Regions from separate parts of the Homo sapiens genome. Here region 2 is linked to region 1. A link is an interaction called in ENCODE POLR2A ChIA-PET data of the cell type or tissue named here. Cell type or tissue: OCI-LY7. All regions are shown on one strand. Each heading gives the region's core, and the rest is flanking DNA. Links, peaks and the distances in the headings are about the cores only.

Region 1 (10,452 bases), core at 4,251-8,250:
CTGAACACAAGTGTGGCCAGTTCAGAGCAGGAATCAAAATCACACAGGCCCCACCCCACTCCCCTCTCACTCCTGTGCTCCCTGCGACAGGTTCCTTAATGTCTCTGTTTCTTCCTCCATAAAATGAGGGCAGCAGCCAGCTCACCTCCTGGGGTGCTGGGCTGAGTGAGTCCTGCCTGGAAGGTGCTCAGAGCAGGGCCTGGCCCAAGAGGCCCCTCAGCTCACAGCGGCCCTCACTGTGGAGCCGTGGCGCGGGTAATTGATTTTCTGGTTCTGCTGACGTGAGACTCTGCACCTGTGAGGTGGTGGCTGCCCAGTGCTGTTCAGGGAGCCTGGGCTCTGACTGGCTATTCCATGATTCAGCAACTTTGGATTCTCACCATATCCACATGTGAGTTATAGGAATTCCAAGATATGCATTTTGCAAGACAAAATGAGAGAAATAGTTCAAATCGAATATGCCCAGTTAGATTTAACACATACGCCATTTATTATCCGCTGTTCATTTCAGTCTGTGTTCTGCATCCTGAATATGTTTGCGTCTGTTCTGTATATATTTTGCAGAACCATTGGGCACTGTGTTTTGGGGTGATTTCTAAGGGCGATTTTGACCAAGCAGTTTGCCCTCTGTGCCGGCGTTAGGACAGAGTCCACATATGGTGTGTGGGTCTGCCCCATAAACAAGGGATCCGTTCCTATCTCAGGATGAACATAGAGGTGTGAAGTGAGAATTCTGGCAGTGCCCTCCCTCCCTCCCTCCAGGGTGGCAGGATCGCTGCCGCATCTCAGTCCCCACTGCGTTCTGTGCAGGCTTCTCTGTTCCTTTCTAAGAGTTGTGGCTGAATTCAGCCCTGCCATGCGATGGGATCACATCTGGCACCTGCACAGGCAGGGCCCTTGCTGTTGGCCCAGCGATCAGGGACGGTGGCCTGGCCCAGGGCAGGGGCAGGGACCTGGGAGAATGGCCCAGGGCAGCTTGGGTCTGGGGAAGAGCCAGGGGCCTGGTGGACAGCCAGGTAGGGCCGGATGGGGTTGGCAGTGACTCCTGGGCCATGGTTCTCCCTCCTGGTACCCTAGGGACGCCCCCCTTCCCCACTATGTGCTGAGTGTCGCAGAGGCTTTTGGCCTGCAGCCCCCCTTTTCCTACAGCCTCAGCTTTTCAAGAGAGAAGTGCTGGCTCCCTTGGCTCAGCACACAGTCCCCTGCGCGGCTGGCACAGAGCTGTGCCATCTCCAGTGTGGACAGACCTGCAGGTGGCCCCAGATCAGGCTCCTAAGCACTTGCTGGAGCCCGGAAGCAGAGCCCTCCTTCTATTATTTTCTTAGGACAGGCGCTCTCTGTGGGGCCAGTGCACCCTCCTGCAGGAAGCCCTCCAGGGTGAGATGGAGATGCTGAGACCACCTGGCCACACCCAGATTCCTCTCTAGGCCACTACCCCTCCACAGTCAATTAATGAGCACCTACCGTGTGTGAGGCAGGGCTGGGCAGTCTGAGCACAGGGTCCTGTGTCAGGGACAGAGTTGAACTGGACACCAACCAGTCCTGCAGTGCCGAGTGGGTGCAGGAGGGGCCGAGGCCTGGGGGACGTGGGTGGGGACACGCCCCCTGGGGAGGGGCTGGGCAGAGAGGGGCAGGGTGAGCAGGACCCGCCAGGACATAGAGGGAGCCTCGCTGGCAGAGGGCAGAGGGGTCAGGGCCCATGGGGAGGCCACGGTGTCCTGGGATTAATGAGGTTCAGCAGGGCTGGGGGAAGGTGGAGGGAGATGGATCCCAGGCTCAAGGGTCAGTCCCCTGAGGACTGAACTCTGACCTTTTCATCTCTTGCCCAGATTCCTTTCAAAGAGTCCTGGGGAGTCACACCCTACAAACCATAAAATCTCATGAAATGGGCTTTTCTATTAACCTGGTATAATGGGGCTCACCTTCCAGCCTGACTGTGGTACGGCTCAGGTGACAGACAGCAGACCCGTTCTCTTAACCCCAGCACCCCTTCTCCTGACTCCAAGACTTTAGACAAAGCTTGGCTCTCTCAGCCAGCTGTGAGCTAAAAAGATCCCGGAAACCCACCGGTGACTGGTAAGCCCCGGCCTCCCGTGGTCCCGCCTTTGCGGGCTGAGCCGACGTATCCCTTCCCTGCATGGATTCGTGATTGTGTCTGCAGGCCCTGTCTCTCTGCAATGCATGAAATCAGCCGTAACCAGCCCCTGGGGCACTCTCAGGAACTGCCCAGGCTGTGTTTCCTGGGCTGCGGGCACGCATACTGGCTCAGAATAACCTCTTTCAATATCTTGGTAGAATTTCGTTTTTCTATTGTCAGCCTGCCAAGCCCTGTCTGCCTCAGTGCTGAATGTGAGTGTGTGAGTGCATGTGAGTGTAAGTACATAAATGGGTGTGTGAGTGTGTGTGCGTTCTGTAAGATGTGAGTATGTGTGCATGAGTGTGTGCGTGTGCATGTGTGTGTGCGTGTGCATGAGCATGTGTGTTTTAGTATGTGAGTGTGTGTGTGTATCCTGCCGACTCAGCCACACCACCCCTGCTCTGCCCTGTAGAGATAGCCTGAGGCTCCTGGGCAGAAGATGGCCAGGTTCTGACAACAGGAGTGGGTAGGAACCCGACGTGGGAGGAGCCTGAGAGGAGGGCACTCCCCAGCCCCCAGCTCCCACCGCAGTGCCTCCATGTGGTCCCAACCCTGGTGGCGCCTCTGCCCTACTGTCTGTCCCCAGCCAAGATGGACCTTGCTGGGTGGGAGGTGGGTGTCTCCCTGGTCCAGCAGTTGAGGGGACTCCTGAGCCCTGCCCACTTTCCCTCCCCTTGCCCCAGCCTGGGGGAGGTTACCGCGCTTCCCTGAGCCCCCGGCTCATGAGGCCTCTCCTCCCTGCTCCTCCTCCCTGCGCCCTTCAGCCTGCATCCTCCTCCCTGCCTATCTTCCCTGCTCCTCTCTGACCCCTCCTCCCTGCATCCTCCAACCTTGGCCCTCTTCCTTGTCCCCTCTTTCCAGGCCCCCTACCAGTCCTCGCCCCGGCTCTGTGTTTCCCGCTCTCCTGTGGGGTGGCGGGGCCAGGCCTCCCTTCTGGCTGCATTCTGTGGTTCGGGCTGGGGCTAACGCACAGCCACAGAGGGGATTTTCGGGGAGCAAGTGACCATTCAGTGAACGTAGCAAAAGGTGACTCTGGCCCCCTGCAGAGAATGGCCCGGTGGCGGTGAGAGGCAGCAGGGCTGGGGGACTGCGGTTCTCCTGGGAAGAGGTGGCGGTGGTGGTGGCGGTGGCGGTGGCAGTGGGGACGGATAAACGTGGACGCAGCCATGAAAGTTAGAAAATAAACCCAGAGCCCTAGGAGGGGCGCTCCACGAGGCCCGTTGTACAGAAGGAGAAACCGACGCCAGAAAGGCACGTGGCTCCCTCGGCCACCGCCAGCCCTGGTGCCTGGAGAAGGGAAGTGGCCTCCGGTCCAGGGACCTCAAATACGCGGACCAGAAGTCTCCTCTCAAGGCCGCGTCTACCGATGGCCGCCCCGTTATCCTGGCTCTAGAAAATCTTCCTGACTGAGGCAACATTGAAATAACATGAGAAATGCGGTACGAAGTTGCTGGCACCGCTGGCCTGGCTTCAATGCCTTCATTATTCTCAGTTTGCACAGCGGGGTCCTCGTGCACAGAGTGTCACTGTCTTGGTACTCAGGGGAGCTCCCGGTGGGGAGACTGGGCAGGCTGGATGTGGGCGGCAGGGGAGCTATGGGGGACCCCATCCCTACAGGCTCCTCCCCACAGACCAAGTGCGCTGCCTTCCTCAGGTGCTGACACAGGTGCGCAGACACAGGACAGCTGGGGAAGGGGGATAGACAGAGCACAGCTGTCCCGGGCCCAGAGCCAGTGCAGGCCGCCCACCACCCGATGGAGTCAGGGTTTGGATTAGAGAAGGGGCCTTGCTCAGGTTCAGGCCTGAGCAGAACCAGGGGTTTCCAAAGCGCTGGGCTTGACTCCAACAGATTAAAGCTCATTACACCCACCTTGGGATCATTCCTGCCCTCTGCAGGTGTGCTGTGCTGAAGCAGTGGGGCCAGGTGTGAAACAGGAGGCATGGCCAGGTTGGAGGGGCGGGGTCAAACCACAGGGGCGGGGCCACGGTGGGGGTGTGGTCAGGGTGTGGTCAAGCTGTAGGGGAGGGGCGGGCTCGATCTGCGGGAACGAGAGGTGTGGTCAAGGTGTGGTCAAGTCATGGGGGGTGGGGCCAGGATGGAGGGGTGGGGTCAAGCCACAGGGGCTGGTCAGGGTGGAGAGGTGTGGTTACACCGTAAAGGCAGGGCCAGGGTAGAGGTGAGGGATCAGAGAAGGAAATGGCTAGAAAGAGGGGGTGGGGATAGGATGGACAGGGGTGGCCAAGCCATGGGTGTGGAGATAGGGGTGGGGCCAGGGTGAGGGGAGGAGCCAGACAGAAGGGTGGGGCCAGGGTGAAGGGCATGGTCTAACCATGGAGTGCTGTCAAGCACTGGGGGAAGCCAGGATGGAGGGGCAAGGTCAAACCACAGGGGTGGGGCCAAGGTGGAGACGTGTGGTCGGGGTGTGGTCAGGCCATAGGGGCGGGGCCACATTGGAGGGGGCTGGGTCAGGCGTGGGCGGGGCCAGGCTGGAGGGGCAGAGCCAGGCAGGGGGTGTGGTCACACTGTCCTGTAACGGGAGGGAGGACACACACATCCTGACACCCAGCCTTTGAGGTCTCCACGGGTCTCACAGCCCGTACCTCACTGCGTCCATCTCTTCCCCCACTTCATGACTGGCCCTCAAGAGTCAGGAGTGAATGAACCCCACTGCACAGTGTGTGACACATCACATCTCATCTCTCTGCGCGTGGATTCCCTCAGGCTTCAGGCTTTATGATGTATTTTCGTTCCTTCCCATTCCTCCTCCCATTCCCCTCCCTGCCGTTAGGAAATCACTGAGCCGTGTGTAATGACGATCTTTTTATTGGGACGTGTTCTTGGAGAGTGCCCGTTGCTGTTTCCGGGCATGAACGTCAATGGTCTCATGTGATTAATTTCATTCTGTGTATTTGTAAACTTTTACAAATAATCATGTTTTAAAGATGCTCTCATATCGCTCCGTGTGCACCAGCTCATGCTGTCTCATTGCTGCATGGTTCTCCGTGTGCGCCCACCCCATTTTCCTCTCTGTTCTCCCAGGGACACCCACCCAGGTCCTGTGCCCCTCCCGGCCCCCACAGACAGGCTCAGAGGTCATCTGTGGGCCTCAGAGGTCATCTGTGGGCCTGGGTCAGCACCTCCCTGGGTGTCTACTTGAGGTGGGACCGCTGGGTCCAGGGCCCTCCGTCCACCCCCACCTGCAGGACATCCCTGCGTCCCTGCCCAGGCTGGGAGCCGCCAGCTTCCTAATCACCGCCAGGAGTGACAGGAGACAGCCTGGGTGTGGCATCTTGGCCTGTTGGGATTTCCTCTCCTGGGTGTTGCCTGCTCACATCGCTCTGTCCATTCTTTGGGATTTCTCCTTGTTTCCTTGTTGATTTACAAAGTTACATTGTATATTTGACACACTGATCACGTTCCAGTTTTAAACTTTGCAAATCTCTTTTCCCATTTTGCCAGTCGTCTAATGATTTTGTTCATGGTCTTCTTCATTAAGCAGGCATCCTTTGTTTTGATGTGACAAAACTAATCATTTTTCTATGGTTTATGCTTTCCAAATGTGTTTAAAAAATTGTTCCCAGGCACAAGTTCCCAAAGACTCTATATGTTTTCGTATTTTCTCTCTTTTCATATTCAGGTTTTTAATCCATCTAGACTCCATCTTTGTTTGCAGTATTGGTTAGCGATTCAGTCTTACTTTCCTCCACACAGACAACCCGTTTTCCCAGTACCGGTTTTACACAGCCCATCTTCTATCAATGGTTTGTGGAGCCGGTTTCATCACAGTTTTAATAAATATCATGTGAACATGTTACTTAGCTTGGTTGGTATTCCTGAAATGTTCTATTTTCTGTGGACTGTGCTCCTTGGGTAAAATAAACCCAAACCACACAGTATAATGAAAATGTCATGATCATCAACAGCCAAATGCCTCCTGCTTTTCCTCCAGCTGCGGTGCTGGTTAAGAGCAGAGCTTTGGAGCCTATCAGGCCTGGTCCCCAGAAGCAGATCCTGGGATGAGGACTCAGGAACAGGTGGTGCATGAAGGGAGGGCCGGGAGGGAGCCGGGACAGGGATGGGGTCAGGGCAAGCAAAGCTGTGAGCACCAGGTCTCCTGACTGCAATGGCTTCCTTGTGGTCCTGCAGGGGCGCCCTGGAGCGTGAACCCAGCCTCAGCCACCCTGTTGGAGGCTCCCACACCCCTGTCACTGGTCAAGGCCTCGCTAGGTGGGGAGGATGAGAGCCAGCGAGCTGCTGAGTGTGGAACAACTCGCTCCCAGGGGCAGCAGCAGCACAGCCCCTGCCAGCTTCCTGGGATGTGAATAATTTCACTATGACTGACGTTCAGCCTGTGTCATACCTGGTTTATATAATTCCTGAAAACTGTAAACACCAAAATCATATCCCACAAGCTGGGAGGAGGCAGCTTCAGCATGGCTGGCCCCCAGGCCACTCCAGCTCACTGCAGTGGGGCCGGTTGGGCTCAGTGGCCTAAGGACAGTTGTCCAAAGAGGAGTGTCAGGAGCCAGCCCTGGAGAGAGAAGAACACAGAAGCCCAAGAGGGGGTCCTGGGAATGCTCAGGGCCAGAGGATCTGAGTGGAGTCCCCCTGGTGTCCAGGCCCCTGGGGTCGGGATTCCTCTCCTCCCCCCAGCTCAGGCAGGTCCTAGAAGGTTATCAGGGAGCTGTATCTGTCCCACAGCAGCCTGTGGGAGCCGACTCTCACATCTGAGGGTTTTTATGAGCCAGCTGTTAAATTGGTTCCATCAGCCTGCCATGGCCGTAAAATGCACCAGCCATGCCCATCCCCTCCTGGGGAGAGGAGTTCAAGCTCACAGAGACCCTCAGTGCCAAGATCAAACCCAGGTGATATGGTTTGTCTGTGTCCCCACCCAAATCTCAACTTAAACCGTATCTCGCAGAATTCCCACATGTTGTGAGAGGGACTCCGTGGAGGTAATTGAATCATGGGGGCCAGTCTTTCCTGTGCTATTCTCATGATAGTGAATAAGTCTCATGAGATCTGATGGGTTTATCAGGGGTTTCTGCTTTTGTTTCTTCCTGATTCTCTCTTGCCGCCACTGTGGAAGAAGTGGCTTTCGCCCTCCGCCATGATTGTGAGACCTCCCCAGTCATGTGGACTGAAAGTCAAATTAAACCTCCTTTTCTTCCCAGCCTCAGGTATGACTTTATTAGCAGTATGAAAACAGACTAATACACCAGGCCATTCTGCACTTTTGAGGGGTGACAGCATGCTGGCAGTCCTCACAGCCCTTGCTCGCTCTCCACGCCTCCTCTGCCTGGGCTCCCACTTTGGCAGCACTTGAGGAGTCCTTCAGCCCACCGCTGCACTGTGGGAGCCCCTTTCTGGGCTGGCCAAGGCCGGAGCCCACTCCCTCAGCTTGCAGGGAGGTGTGGGGGGAGAGGCGGGAGTGGGAACCGGTGCTGCGTGTGGCGCTTGCGGGCCAGCTGGAGTTCCGGGTGAGGGTGGACTTGGTGGGCCCCGCACTCGGAGCAGCCGGCCGGCCCTGCTGGCCCCGGGCAATGAGGGACTTAGCACCCGGGCCAGTGGCTGCGGAGGGTGTACTGGGTCCCCCAGCAGTGCCAGCCCACCAGCGCTGCGCTCGATTTCTCGCCGGGCCTTAGCTGCCTCCCCTCGGGGCAGGGCTCGGGACCTGCAGCCCGCCATGCCTGAGCCTCCCACCCCCTCCATGGGCTCCTGTGCGGCCCGAGCCTCCCCGACGAGCACCACCCCCTGCTCCACGGCGCCCAGTCCCATCGACCACCCAAGGGCTGAGGAGTGCGAGCGCATGGCGCGGGACTGGCAGGCAGCTCCACCTGCAGCCCCGGTGCGGGATCCACTGGGTGAAGCCAGCTGGGCTCCGGAGTCTGGTGGGGCATTGGAGAACCTTTATGTCTAGCTCAGGGATTGTAAATACACCAATTGGCACTCTGTATCTAGCTCAAGGTTTGTAAACACACCAATCAGCCCCCTGTGTCTAGCTCAGGGTTTGTGAGTGCACCAATCCACACTGTATCTAGCTGCTCTGGTGGGGCCTTGGAGAACCTTTATGTCTAGCTCAGGGATTGTAAATATGCCAGTCAGCACTCTGTATCTAGCTACTCTGGTGAGGACGTGGAGAACCTTTATGTCTAGCTCAGGGATTGTAAATATGCCAATCGGCACTCTGTATCTAGCTCAAGGTTTGTAAACACACCAATCAGCCCCCTGTGTCTAGCTCAGGGATTGTAAATACACCAATCGACACTGCATCTAGCTACTCTGGTGGGGGCCTTGGAGAATCTTTCTGTCAACACTCTGTATCTAGTTAATCTAGTGGGGATGTGGAGAACCTTTATGTCTAGCTCAGGGATTGTAAATGCACCAATCAGCGCCCTGTTAAAACAGGCCACTCGGCTCTACCAATCAGCAGGATGGTAGATAAGAGAATAAAAGCAGGGTGGGGCCAGATAAGGGAATAAAAGCAGGCTGCCCGAGCCAGCAGTGGCAACCCTCTCGGGTCCCCTTCCACACTGTGGAAGCTTTGTTTTTTCGCTCTTTGCAATAAATCTTGCTGCTGCTCACTCTGTGGGTCCACGCTGCTTTTATGAGCTGTAACACTCACCACGAAGGTCTGCAGCTTCACTCCTGAGCCAGCGAGACCACGAGCCCACTGGGAAGAATGAACAACTCCAGACGCACTGCCTTAAGAGCTGTAACACTCACCGCGAAGGTCTGCAGCTTCACTCCTGAGCCAGTGAGACCACGAACCCACCAGAAGGAAGAAACTCCGAACACATCCGAACATCAGAAGGGACAGACTCCAGACACGCCACCTTAAGAGCTGTAACACTCACTGTGAGGGTCCATGGCTTCATTCTTGAAGTCAGTGAGACCAAGAACCCACAAATTCTGGACACACTTTCAGCCAACAAGGCAAATCAACATTCTCAGGGCTAGGCTGTGAGGCCAGCCTGTGAGGGAAGCAGGTGTCCCTGCAGCTCTGGCCTCCACTGCTGGGGTGGGGTGGGGAGGGAGGCCTGTGCCCCAAGGAGTGGCCAAGGCAAAGGGGCCCCTCTTTCCCGAGCTGACATCAGGGTGTCAGGACAAGAGCAGAGAGAACTGAATGACCCAGCTCTGGCCTCCACCTGGTGGGACCCGGCCTCCCTGCAGACCCACCTGCAGCCGCTGTCCCTGCTGGAGGGACAGAGAACAGCCCGCCCTGCAGGCCACAGGGACCACCCAGACCCTGAGCTGTGAGGAGACCCTGGAAAGTGGGAGCGCTGGTTACAGAGACTTCTTCTGGAAGGAGAAACCCCCTCACAGGCACCAAGGGAGCAAAGTGCCCCTGGAAACACAGCTGATCCCTCCAGCAAATAAATTTCCAGGCAGATTTGAATTTCAGATAAACAGGAATGATTGTTACTCTAAGTATGCCCCCCCGTGGGTAGTGCTCCCAGCAGATGGGCCTGCTCCATCAGGAGGAGGCGGGGACTGTGGGCAGGGAGGACCCGTGTCTGCCCTGAGCCCCAGGACACAGATCACTCTGGAGGGGCGGGCCACACGGTCACAGGAAACACTGGGCTGAAAACACTCCCGATAATCTTTTGAAAGCTTATCCTGTGCACTAATTTCCCTAGAAGATTCTCTGTGGGTGGGAAACAAGGTGTATCCTGTAGCTCAGGGATGAGGACAGCAGAGAAATGGCCCTTTTCAACATTGATGTGCCCCGGGCATGTTTATGGGCCGGGAAGAGGCAGCCAGAGGACAGGAAACAGTTGGAGGGGGAGGAAGCCTGGGGCCTCTTATCACTGAGGGGCAGGTGAGGGCGGGGGGCCGGGCTGGCTGCAGCCATCAGCAGCTCTCCTGAGCCGGGAGGGGAGAGGTGGCGGGAGGTGCTCAGACCTGTCCTGCCTTCCTATCTGTACACAGATGTCTTATGTATAATATGTAAGGACATTGAACACATTGATGTGTCACATATTTAGCTCTTGGATAGACAACTTTTTTCTAAAATCTGTTATTTTGCTTTTCAGTATCCATTTCCCATCCTCTTGCTAAACGAACCCCCGTGTTCTTTTGGGTAATCAGTCAGATCCGCTGACACTGCAGTTCCCGTGGTTTAGGAGGAACTAACCCTGCCCCTCCATTCCCGGAGTCCATGTCTGACCCATCAGAACCAGTAAGAGGACAGGGAGCTTTCTCTCATCACCAGGATCCTGTTGCAAAAAGTCAGAATCGGTGCATGAAACCACCACCCAAGGACACATTTTTCATTATTTCAAATGGAAAAAATTACAACACTTCGTCCTAA
Region 2 (10,452 bases), core at 2,408-6,407, 290 kb after region 1:
CACAGCATGTTAACCTAATAGAAGCAGAGGAGTCTCCAGCATATCCAATTATGTTAGCAGGCTGGGCAGGAGTCAGGCCATTATCTCACTCATCTGGACGGACTCCATTATGCCATTGCTCTTTCTTGATTAAATCTTCTCTAACGATGTCTGTCCAGGGAGGGAGAGAATCATTGCATCTGCTGGAGGAGATGTGACGGTGGCAGGTGGTGTCCCCAAGGACCAGCACCACCTAGCCCCTCTCCCAGCCCTGGGGCCTTGAGCTGGTTTCACCCCTAACCTCTGCCCTTGACCACAGTGAGGAGCATTGTTCCTACTAATGGTCACTCCAACCTGTGGCTCATCTTTGATTCTGTCTTCTTCATTCTCTCGGAAACACTTTAGACAGCTGACTAGTTCTTCCACCTTGTAAATGAACTATTGATTGTTCTCTCTGGCACTGCATTCTCAATCTTCCTCCTGCCTCTGTGACTTTTTATCTGTCTCCACTATTGTCTTGTCTCTGCCTCATGACACCTAAACGTAGATATTCCCCAAGGCTCGATTATCAGCCACGCTCTCTTTGGAAACTCTCACTTGGGACTCCATCTCCCCCATATGAAACATTTCCTTCTCTGCATCTCCAGTTCAACTCTCTCTCCCCACACTCTGTCTCCTCTGAAGTCCTGCCGTGTGACATCCCTGGCATGGGCAGGGCACATCCAGTCATCCGACACCCCAACACCCACTCTCACCATTCTCCCGACACCCAGGTCCACATCGTCTCATGATCCACAACTAAGGTTTAGGAGTGTGTTGGATCTGACCACTGGGAGAATTTACCAGCCAGCACCAGCAGCCCTCTTAACTCCTCCAGCGTGCACAGACGCGGACTCTTGACTGATGAGAGGCCACGTAACAAACAACTAGTCTGATGGTCATTGACAAATTGGGTGTCATTGATGGCACTTAATGGCACCAAGAGCTAGAATTCTTTAAGTCGCAACTTCCTGAAAAGCAGGGCTGTCTCCTTCCATTGAGCACTGTTCTCTCATAAGAGACACTGGGAATTACTGTCTAAAGGTCCACCCTAGGGACTCATAAATATCTAAAATCCCATGTTGAGGAGGTGTGACTGAGAGGGGCAGCAGATTGAAGTCTCTCACCCTTCTTAGCTGGGTGGCCATTTAGTAAAGGCAAATGATCAGCTCCCAATACCAAGGCATCCAAGCATTTCACATGCAAAAAACAAGTATCTAAGGTTGAAATGTGTCACGCATCCCCTGGAGGTGCCCTGACCTCCACAAAGAGCCATTTGGAACATCTTGGCACAGTTAATTACTCCCTCTTACCTGGAAAGGTGACTGAGTTAATGCATGTCCCACTGAGATATATCAGCTTTGGTAGGAGATCTCTTGCAGCTAAGAAGGAATCATGATACAGAACTTTAGAAACCAGGCAGACCATCAAATCAGTTGTTTGTTACACGGCCCCTCACTCAGTCAGGGGAGTCCACATCTGTGCATGCTGGAGAAATTGATAGGGCTGCTGGTGCTGGGTGATGGGGCATAAATTCCCCCAATGGTTAGTATTGATGGCTATGGCCTCTTTCCAAAGAAATAAGCTCTCAGAATTACACACAGTGGCTGAAGCCATTTTTAGCAGGTGGAGGCCACATATCACAGCCACAGAGATTTGTTTCCTTAGACCTTAAAGATTATTTCTCATTCTGATGGCCAATCCCTCATTGAGGGCAAAGATAAAATGGTTTCCGGGAGAATGGACACAAACCCTATCTCCCACGCCCCCATCAGTGCTCCCGACCTGCTCATTGACAGGATTTGAGGAGAGCCCAAAGATCCCACTTACTGCAGAAGATGAACAAGCAGAATCTCAGAGCACCCAGTTCCTTTTCTCTAAAGAGTACAGGATGTTGTCAGGATAAACTGATCCTTCCAAGCACTATTTAGTGTGAAGAAATCTAAGGCTTATTATAGCAGAGTCTTAAATGTCAGCATTCATGGGAATCACCCAGAGGGTTTGTTAAAACATAGATTGCTGGGCTCTACTCCTACAGTGTCTGAGCAGGTCTGGGAAGCAGGACTGACAATTTGTATTTCTACCAAGTTTCCAGGTGATGCTGATGCTGCTGGCCCAGGGACCCCACTTTGAGAACCACTGGATTTAATGGGAAAGGAGCAATATTGCCAGATGGCACAGGACCCAGTGCTATGCTCCTCCTAAAGAACTATTATCCAAAAAGCAGGCCCTACTGTAGGGCTGGCTGCTGACCTGGGGGAATTGTGAGAGTCAACCCCAGGGTTCTTGGGAGATGTGGCCCCAGTTAACCTGGAGTCACAGGTGGCTCTGGCAAGCATCCCTCTCCCACCTGCCCTTTTCACAGGCCCGCACTCAGGGTCTTAGCAGTTGGAAGCATGTGGTGAGAGTCACTAGGTCATCATTGGCTTTCCCTAAGGTTGTGTGGCAAAATCCCCACGTCAGTTCGAGGCCACGCCCTGCAAGTCAGTTCCTCAGAGAAGGCCCTACCTGTTGACACAGAGGATGAAAAAGAAGCTAACAAAATGTAGAAGCTGGCATTGGAGTAGAGGGCACGGGCAGGGGAACAAACCCTTGCAAACCCCACTGCCCACACATGTGGCCGTTCCTACTCTGCGCACTGCCTCCCTCAGCGTGGGTGGAAGTATCTCTAGGCCATATGCTCGGGGAAGCACTGATCATTAAATTAGCCCTGCTCTTGCTCTAATTAAGACTCCCATCTGTTTCACTCATTAACCACCACTGGCCTGTTCCTGCCTCTGGTGTTTCACTTCATATTTCAAAGGAGTCAACTGCCTCTCTCCAGCCAAAATCACCAAGGGTCCAGGTTGTAAATCAAGTGGGGCTCAAGGGCAGCCCCTCCTGAGTTCTAAGTCACTATAGTCACACTTCTGCTCAGGCCCTTTGGGGTCCCTGCCCACCACACAGCCACCTGATGAGCCCCATCTACTCCTTGTCACTCACGGATTCTCTCCTCTCCTCAGTGGGGTCTTCCTCCCGCCCACCGGTGAGCTCCAAGGCTTGATCCTTCACAGCCCATCACACCTGGTGTATGCCTCAGTTTACCCCTCATCACCTGGCCCAATGACTGAGACTCTGTCTCCCTCATAGACTATAGGTTCCCTAAAGGCTGGGACTTGGTCTTTTTGTCTCTGTAACCCCAAAGTGCATCCCAGCACCAGGACTCAGAAGCCCTCAGGAAATGAACATTGAAAGAATGAGTGAATGAATGAATGATGAACAAATGGATGGACGTGCAAAACTGCTGCACACGGATCTGGCACCTCCCTGGAGGAGGTGAGACACGGCCATAATGAGCTTCCTTGTCAAGAGCCCAAGAGCCTGGCAATGACAGCTCCTGGCAATGGGTGCCTATAAAACCCAGAATTGTTTCAGCACTTCGGCTCTCAGAGAAACTGCAGCCAGCTTGTTCTCATAAGACTAATGCAATAAAAATAAAACACCTGTTTCTGGGAAACAAAAATATCATGCATTATTCAGCTACCATCTTTAGATCCTGGGAAACTGTATCTGAAAGGATCAATCACTGAGAAATAGGTACCAAAATGTGCTACTTTTAAAGTGATGGTCTGTTGTTTCTTAAAATGAACAACAAAAGATCTTTGGGGAACAGGCCTAGCTGAAGCTCTCTGAGGACTCTCAACATAGGCAGAGCTGCCAGTGTCCCTGGTCAAACACAGAAGGAGAGGGGTCCCTGGATCTGGAGGAGGCTCTGGGCAGGGGGGATCGTAGCGAAGATGCGCTTTCCTCTCTGATGCCATGACCCCCTTCTGTTTCCCCAAGGCCAGCCCTGGTCTGGGGGGCTCCAGCCTTCCCACATCCACCTGCTCCTGGGTGCACTTCCGTGGGGCTCTCACCCTCACAGCCCGCCCCCAGGATCCCAGATCCCACTCATACAACCCGAACATTCTCTGCTTCTTTCTCGGGAGTCTGGAATCATGATCAGTAAGTCTAGACTTTTTTTGAAAATGCCAATGCCAAAGCCAAAGCCAGGCCATGGGGCCCAAGGAAGCATTCCTCTCATCCTCCTCTGAATACTGGGCATGGAGAAAACCAGGAGACACAGACTCAGAAAGGGCCAAGTCAATTTCCTAAAGATGTTATAATTGCTCACTTCCCAGCTAGCTCTGATGCCTGCAAGCTCTTCACCAACCCCAGGAGGTGAGCGTCATGCAAATGATACCAATTTCCCACCCCCGTCCTGTCTCTGAATAGACAGGAAGTACATGAGTCAGTAGCATTTGACACTCACAGAGGAAGGTGCTGCTGAGAGAGGCCTGGGACAAGCAAGAGGAAGGAACAGACTCAGGGGAAGACTGTGAGGGTGGCATGTGGCAGAGCCGCCCACCAGCACCCAGACCACCTCCTAGGCCCTGTGCACGTGGAGACTGAGTGAGGACTTCCCAGAGTCTGCAGGTGGTGCCCACCCTGTCCTCCGAGGGAAAGTGAGACAGTCACCCCAGGCTGGGCTGAGCAGCCCACGGGTCGCTGCAACCCTCACACTGCACCTCACTATTCCCTAAAGGGCCCTGCAGGACTGGTTCCATCCCTTCTCTGGCCACATCTGTGTCAGGGATTCCAGGACCATCCCCAGGTTCAGAGACTCCCAGGACTCAGGCTGCAATTTATTACAGTGAAAGGACAACCTGCAAAAACAGCAAAGAGAAAGGCACAAGGGGAACCAGGCACAAGCTCCCAGAGTCCCCTCCCTGGGGAGTCACACAGCACATGTCTAATTCCCCAGCGATGAGATGTGACAACACATGTGAGTGCTGTCTATGAGGGACGCTCACTAGAGACTCGGCACCCAGGGTTTACTGGGGTCTGGTCACGTCAGCACCTGTGCCTGGCATAGTCCAAAATCCCAGCCTCTCAGAGGGAAAGCAGGTCCTCAGCATAAACCCTATTGTTTGCACACGCAGCCATTCAGTGAATCAGTGTGGGGGCCTGTTTATCGGCAAAGCTCCCAGGCCCCAGCTGAGGGCCAACCTTGCCAGCAGGCCTCTGCAGGGAGGGCATCTTTGGCCTTCATGGTTAATTCCTTCTGCACAAGTACCACCTCTGTCCCGCCCATGCTCACCGTCCCCAGCCACATGAGCTCCCACCAGCACCTTGACCTCCTGCAGGCTCAGCCTGGCACCGCTCCCAACTCCATCCATGCACAGCTGGCTCCTTGTTGGCATCCAGGGCTCAGATCAATGTCACCTCCCCACAGTCACCTCCTCCCCACAACCACCCAGTCTACAGTAGCCTGCGTCCTACGTACCACCACACAGCACAGTGTTAGGCCCTCCCCACACTGTTCTTAAATGTTCTTATTTGTTTACTACCTGTCCTTGCTGGGATGCCAGTTCCCAGAGAACAGGAGCCTGGTCTATACCCTCAGATCCTAACCAGTGTGTGCACATGATGAATGCACGTGTGATGGTTACTACTTAGTATCAACCTGATCGGATTGAAGGATACAAAGTATTGATCCTGGGTGTGTCTATGAGGCTGTTGCCAAAGGAGATTCACATTCGAGTCAGTGGGCCGGGAAAGGCAGACCCGCCCTTAATCTGGGTGGGCACCATCTAATCAGCTGCCTGCTCAGCTCAAATATAAGCAGGCAGAAAAATGTGAAAAGAGAGACCGGCCTAGCCTCCCAGCCTACACCTTTCTCCCGTGCTGGATGCTTCCTGGATGATCCCTTGAACTGGACTTGGACTTGGACTGGCTCTCCTTGCTCCTCAGTCTGCAGACGGCCTATTGTGGGACTTTGTGATCGTGCGAGTTAATACTTAATAAGCTCCCCTTTATCTATCTATCTATATATATATATATATATATATATATATATATATATATATATATGTTTGTGTGTGTGTGTGTGTGTGTGTGTCTGTATTCCACTAGTTCTGTCCCTCTAGAGAACTCTAACACAGCACATAAGAAGACGGGTGTTCATGAATACCTGAGTGAATGAAATTAAAAGTGTTCTGGGAACTGAGATGTTAATACACTCCTGTGTTGGGATTGTTCTCAGAGGACCCGGCTGTAGCATTCACAGCAAGGTGAGGCATCCCAGGGCCATGCTGCCTCTGGCCTCACTTCCTGCTCCTCTGCCCCTCACTCTGCATGCCCAGCATCTGAGCCCCTGACTGCCCCCCTCCCTAAAACCTTCATCTGCCCAAGGTCCATGCCCTGGCTGTCCACGGGGCTAATGTGTGCCTTTATGTTTGCTCACATATCACCTCAGCAAGCCCTTGCCTGACCAGGTAATTTAAATGGAACTTCCTCAGCCCTGACGGCCTCATCCACCCCTGAACAGTGCCATGGCTGTATTCACCCAAGGCACATTCAGGCTTCTAACAGTTTTAATACTTATTTATGATGGGCATCATTTCTCTGTCATCCCTGACTAGAATGAAAGCTCAAATAAAGCAGTGACTTTAACAAATCCCCAGTGAGTCTTCCATAAATATTTGCTAAGTTGGTGAAGGACTCCTCGGTAGCAGGGCCACACACACACACGTCCTGACTCACAGAGTATTGAGAGGATTAACTGAGATGACGGTAGATCAAAGGCTAAGCTCAGTGCCTGCCTAGGGTGTTCTGCACACCTGCCACCCATTACCTACATTAGCTGACACTGAGTACCTCAGGAGTTCCGAGTGACCTTGTACAAACACGGTCTGAACTGGACCTAAGAAGCAGGTGGGCATTGACGGCAGAGAGGGAGGGAGCAGCAGGTCAGAGACAGAGGGGTGGAACACAGGTGCAGGGTGGACACACAGGTGTGTCTCTCTGGGGACAGTGAAAGTAGCGGTCTCAAGGGTGCCAGGGTTTAGAAAAGAGAGTGAGAGATTTTACTGGAGACGAGAGCTGGGGACAGACTTCTGGTTCCAAAATGGTGACATAGGGCCAGGTCCAATGGTTCATACCTGTAATTCCAGTTACTTGGGAGGCTGAAGCAGGAGAATTGCTTGAACCCAGGAGGCGGAGGCTGCAATGAGATCATGCCACTGCACTCCAGGCTGGGTGACAGAGTGAGACTCTGTCTCAATTTTTTAAAAAATGGTGACATAGAAGCAAGCTGGCTTCACTCTCCCCCATCCCCACCCACTGCCACAGAAAACTGAAAACAAACATACAGGGCCAAGATGATCCCCAGCAATATCCTAGAACTCAAATATGAGGATGGGCCACTTCCCAGGGCCACAGAGAAGTGACGAAACTCTGAGCAGATGGTAAGAGAATCAAATTTTCATATCCATGATGCCCCTGCCTTCCATGGCCCAGCACCAAGCACATGAAAATTTTCCTATCTCAGTTTCTACACCGGAAAAAGTGAACTTGAGGTGGGCAATTACCTTTCCCACCATCTTGGAGTCCCTGGCAGGAAACTTGTCTCTGTCTCAACCCACGGAAGCATTGAGAGAGTGCCTGAAGGGAGAAATATTCCTGAGGACAGCCAGAGACAAAGTGGGGAGGTGGGACTACCATCCCAGCCCCGGAAACTCTGCTCTGTAACTCAGCCAAAGGAGACACCAAGCCACAGTGACTATTCAGCCGCACGATGCCGTAGGAGGTATGTTCCACAGGACCCCTGGGCACAACCCCGAGCCAGCCTTCCCCACGCTACCGGGATATCCCTTTTGGGCCCTCCCCCATTCAGACAGGGAGCACTCCGATAGTTTGCTAGAGCCAAGGCCAACCTGAGGTTAAGGGATCATCTACCACTAAAAAGGGGCAGCAACCTAGCAGGAAAAAACTGAAGAAATTCAACAGGTAAATTGCAAACATACCCAATAAAAAAATAGGCCAAGCCAGATAGAGAATACTGGAATAAATAACCTTCAGTGCAAAGACATAAATATACATTCACAAGAAACAGCAGCAAACAGGGAACCATGGTCTCCCCAAGTGGACAAAGCAAGAAACCAGTGACTGGCTCCATATGAGACAGTGATACGAGCTCTTACCAAGAATTCAAAATTACAGTTTTAAGGAAACTCAGGGATCTCCAGCATAACACTAAAGACATTTGTCAGAGAAACTGAACTAAAACATTGAAATAATTTTAACAATCAAACCGAAATCTTAGAAGTGAGAAATACATTTACTGAACTGAAAAATTTATTAAAGTCTTTCAACGGCAGAATGGATCAAGCAGAGAAAATCATCGGTGAGCTTGAAGACAGGCTACTTGAAATTATAGAGGAGAAAAAAAAGGATGAAAAGAAATGAAGATCACCTACAAGATACAGAAAATTACCTCAAAAGATCAAATCTAAGAATTTTTTTTTTTTGAGAGACAGGTCTCACCTTCATTGCTCAGGCTGGAGTGCAGTGGTGCAATCACAGCTTACTGCATCCTTGACCATCCAGGCTGAAAGGATCCTCCCACCTCAGCCTGCTAAGTAGCTGGAACTACAGGCATACGACCACCATGCCCAGCTAATTTATTTAGATTTTTGTAGAGACCGGGTCACACTATGTTGCCCGGGCTGATCCCGAACTCCTGGCTCAAGCCATCCTCTCACTCCCACCTCAGCCTCCCAAAGTACCAGAATTACAGATATGAGCCACCACACCTGGCTCAAGTCTAAGAACTATTGGTGTTCAAGAGGAAGTTGAGCAAAAGCAAGGAGTGGAAAGATTATTCAAAAAATACTACAAAAAACTTTTCAAAACTTGAGAAAGATATAAATATCCTGATATGGCGAGGCTTTGTGTCCCCACCCAAATCTCATCTTGAATTATAATCCCCACAATCCCCAGGTATCAGTGGAGAGAGAGGTGGAGGTCATTGGACCAAGGGGGCGGTTTCCCCCATGCTATTCTCATTATAGTGAGTGGGTTCTCGTGAGATCTGATGGTTTTATAAGTGTGTGGTAGTTTCTGCTGTTTGTTCTCCCTCGGGCTGCCTTGTGAAGAAGATGTCTTGCTTCCCTTTTGCCTTCCGCCATGATTGTAAGTTTCCTGAGCCCTCCCCAGCTATGTGGAACTGTGAGTCAATTAAACCCCTACCTTTATAAATTACCCAGTCTCATGCAATTCTTTATAGCAGTGTGAGAATGGACTAACACATATCCAGATTCAGGAAGATCAGAGAACACCAAACAGATTTGACCCAAATAAAACTACCCCAAGGCATATGCAGGGTCCAACTCTACCGGGCTTTGCAGCTGCTCTCCCCACGTGCAGAGACGAGAGATTGTAAGAAAGAAAGACACAGGACAAAGAGATAAAAACAGCTGGGCCCAGGGGACCACTACCACTAAGACGCAGAGACCACTAGTGGCCCCGAATGGCTGCGCACACTGATACTTATTGCATACAAGACAAGGGGGCAGGGTAAGGAGGGTGAGACGTCCAAGTCATTGATAAGGTCAAGCAAGTCACATGATCATAGGACAGGGGGCCCTTCCCTTTTAGGTAGCTGAAGCAGAGAGGGAAGGCAGCAAACGTCAGCATTTTCTTCTGTACTTATAAGAAAGATCAAAGACTTTAAGATTTTCACTATTTCTTCTTCTGCTATCTACTAAGAACTTCAAAGAGGAACCAGGAGTACGGGAGGAACATGAAAGTGGACAAGGAGTGTGACCATTGAAGCACCACAGGGAGGGGGTTAGGCCTCCGGATGACTGCGGGCAGGCCTGGATAATATCCAGCCTCCCACAAGAAGCTGGTGGAGCAGAGTGTTCCCTGACTCCTCCAAGGAAAGGAGACTCCCTTCCGCAGTCTGCTAAGTAACGGGTGCCTTCCCAGGTACTGGCATTATCGCTTGACCAAGGAGCCCTCAAGCGGCCCTTATGTGGGCGTGACAGAGGGCTCACCTCTTGCCTTCTAGGTCACTTCTCACAATGTCCCTTCAGCACCTGACCCTATACCCGCAGGTTATTCCTAGGTTATATTAGTAATGCAACAAAGAGTAATATTAAAAGCTAATGATTAATAATCTTTATAATAATGATTGATAATTGTCCATGATCATCTCTATATCTAATTTGTATTATAACTATTCTTATTCTAACTATTTTCTGTATTATACTGCAACAGTTTGTGTCTTTAGTCTCTTGCCTTGGCAGCTGGGTAATCCTTCGCCCACAGCATAGAATAAACTCTCAAAGGTCAAGGACAAACAGAGGATCCTAAAAGCAGCAAGAGAGAAAAGCAAATAACATATAAAGGAATTCCAATTTGTCTGGCAACAGACTTCTCAATGGAAACCATACAGAGCAGGAGGAAGTGGGACAAAATTTTCAAAGTGCTAAAAGAAAAAAGCTGCCATCCAAGAATACTGTATCTAGCAAAGCTATTCTTCAAATATGAGGGGGAGATAAAGTCTTTCCCAGGCAAGCAAAAGCTAGGAGAATTCACCACCACCAGACCTGTTTTACAAGAAATACT

The links. ChIA-PET counts read pairs that join two places held together with the same protein. Peaks named below come from ENCODE experiments on the same cell type or tissue, not always from the same donor. Only the 100,000 strongest peaks of a DNase experiment are listed, where the experiment ranks them.
Region 2: POLR2A ChIA-PET joins it to region 1 with 5 read pairs; 2 of 35 experiments call an interaction of 5 or more read pairs at or near these places.

The regions. Positions count from the first base shown.
Region 1 is chr12:131,220,254-131,230,705 of GRCh38, forward strand. It overlaps LOC105370082 (a long non-coding RNA gene), which reads right to left. Exons shown (of 4, transcript XR_945559.3): 4 at 4,946-10,452. Among named protein-coding and RNA genes, the nearest start is that of LINC01257, 60 kb to the left of the region's middle. RefSeq lists enhancers at 1,926-2,005, 2,226-2,325, 9,771-10,065 and silencers at 2,520-2,691, 9,937-10,133. In OCI-LY7, for the core only: a CTCF peak has its summit at 6,313; a DNase peak (open chromatin) is centred at 4,507.
Region 2 is chr12:131,507,220-131,517,671 of GRCh38, forward strand. The region is part of intron 1 of LOC101929974 (a long non-coding RNA gene); the gene reads right to left. Among named protein-coding and RNA genes, the nearest start is that of LINC02414, 140 kb to the right of the region's middle. RefSeq lists an enhancer at 3,997-4,046. In OCI-LY7, for the core only: no CTCF peak of the experiment used is centred there; a DNase peak (open chromatin) is centred at 4,272; H3K4me3 peaks cover 764 bases; H3K27ac peaks cover 356 bases.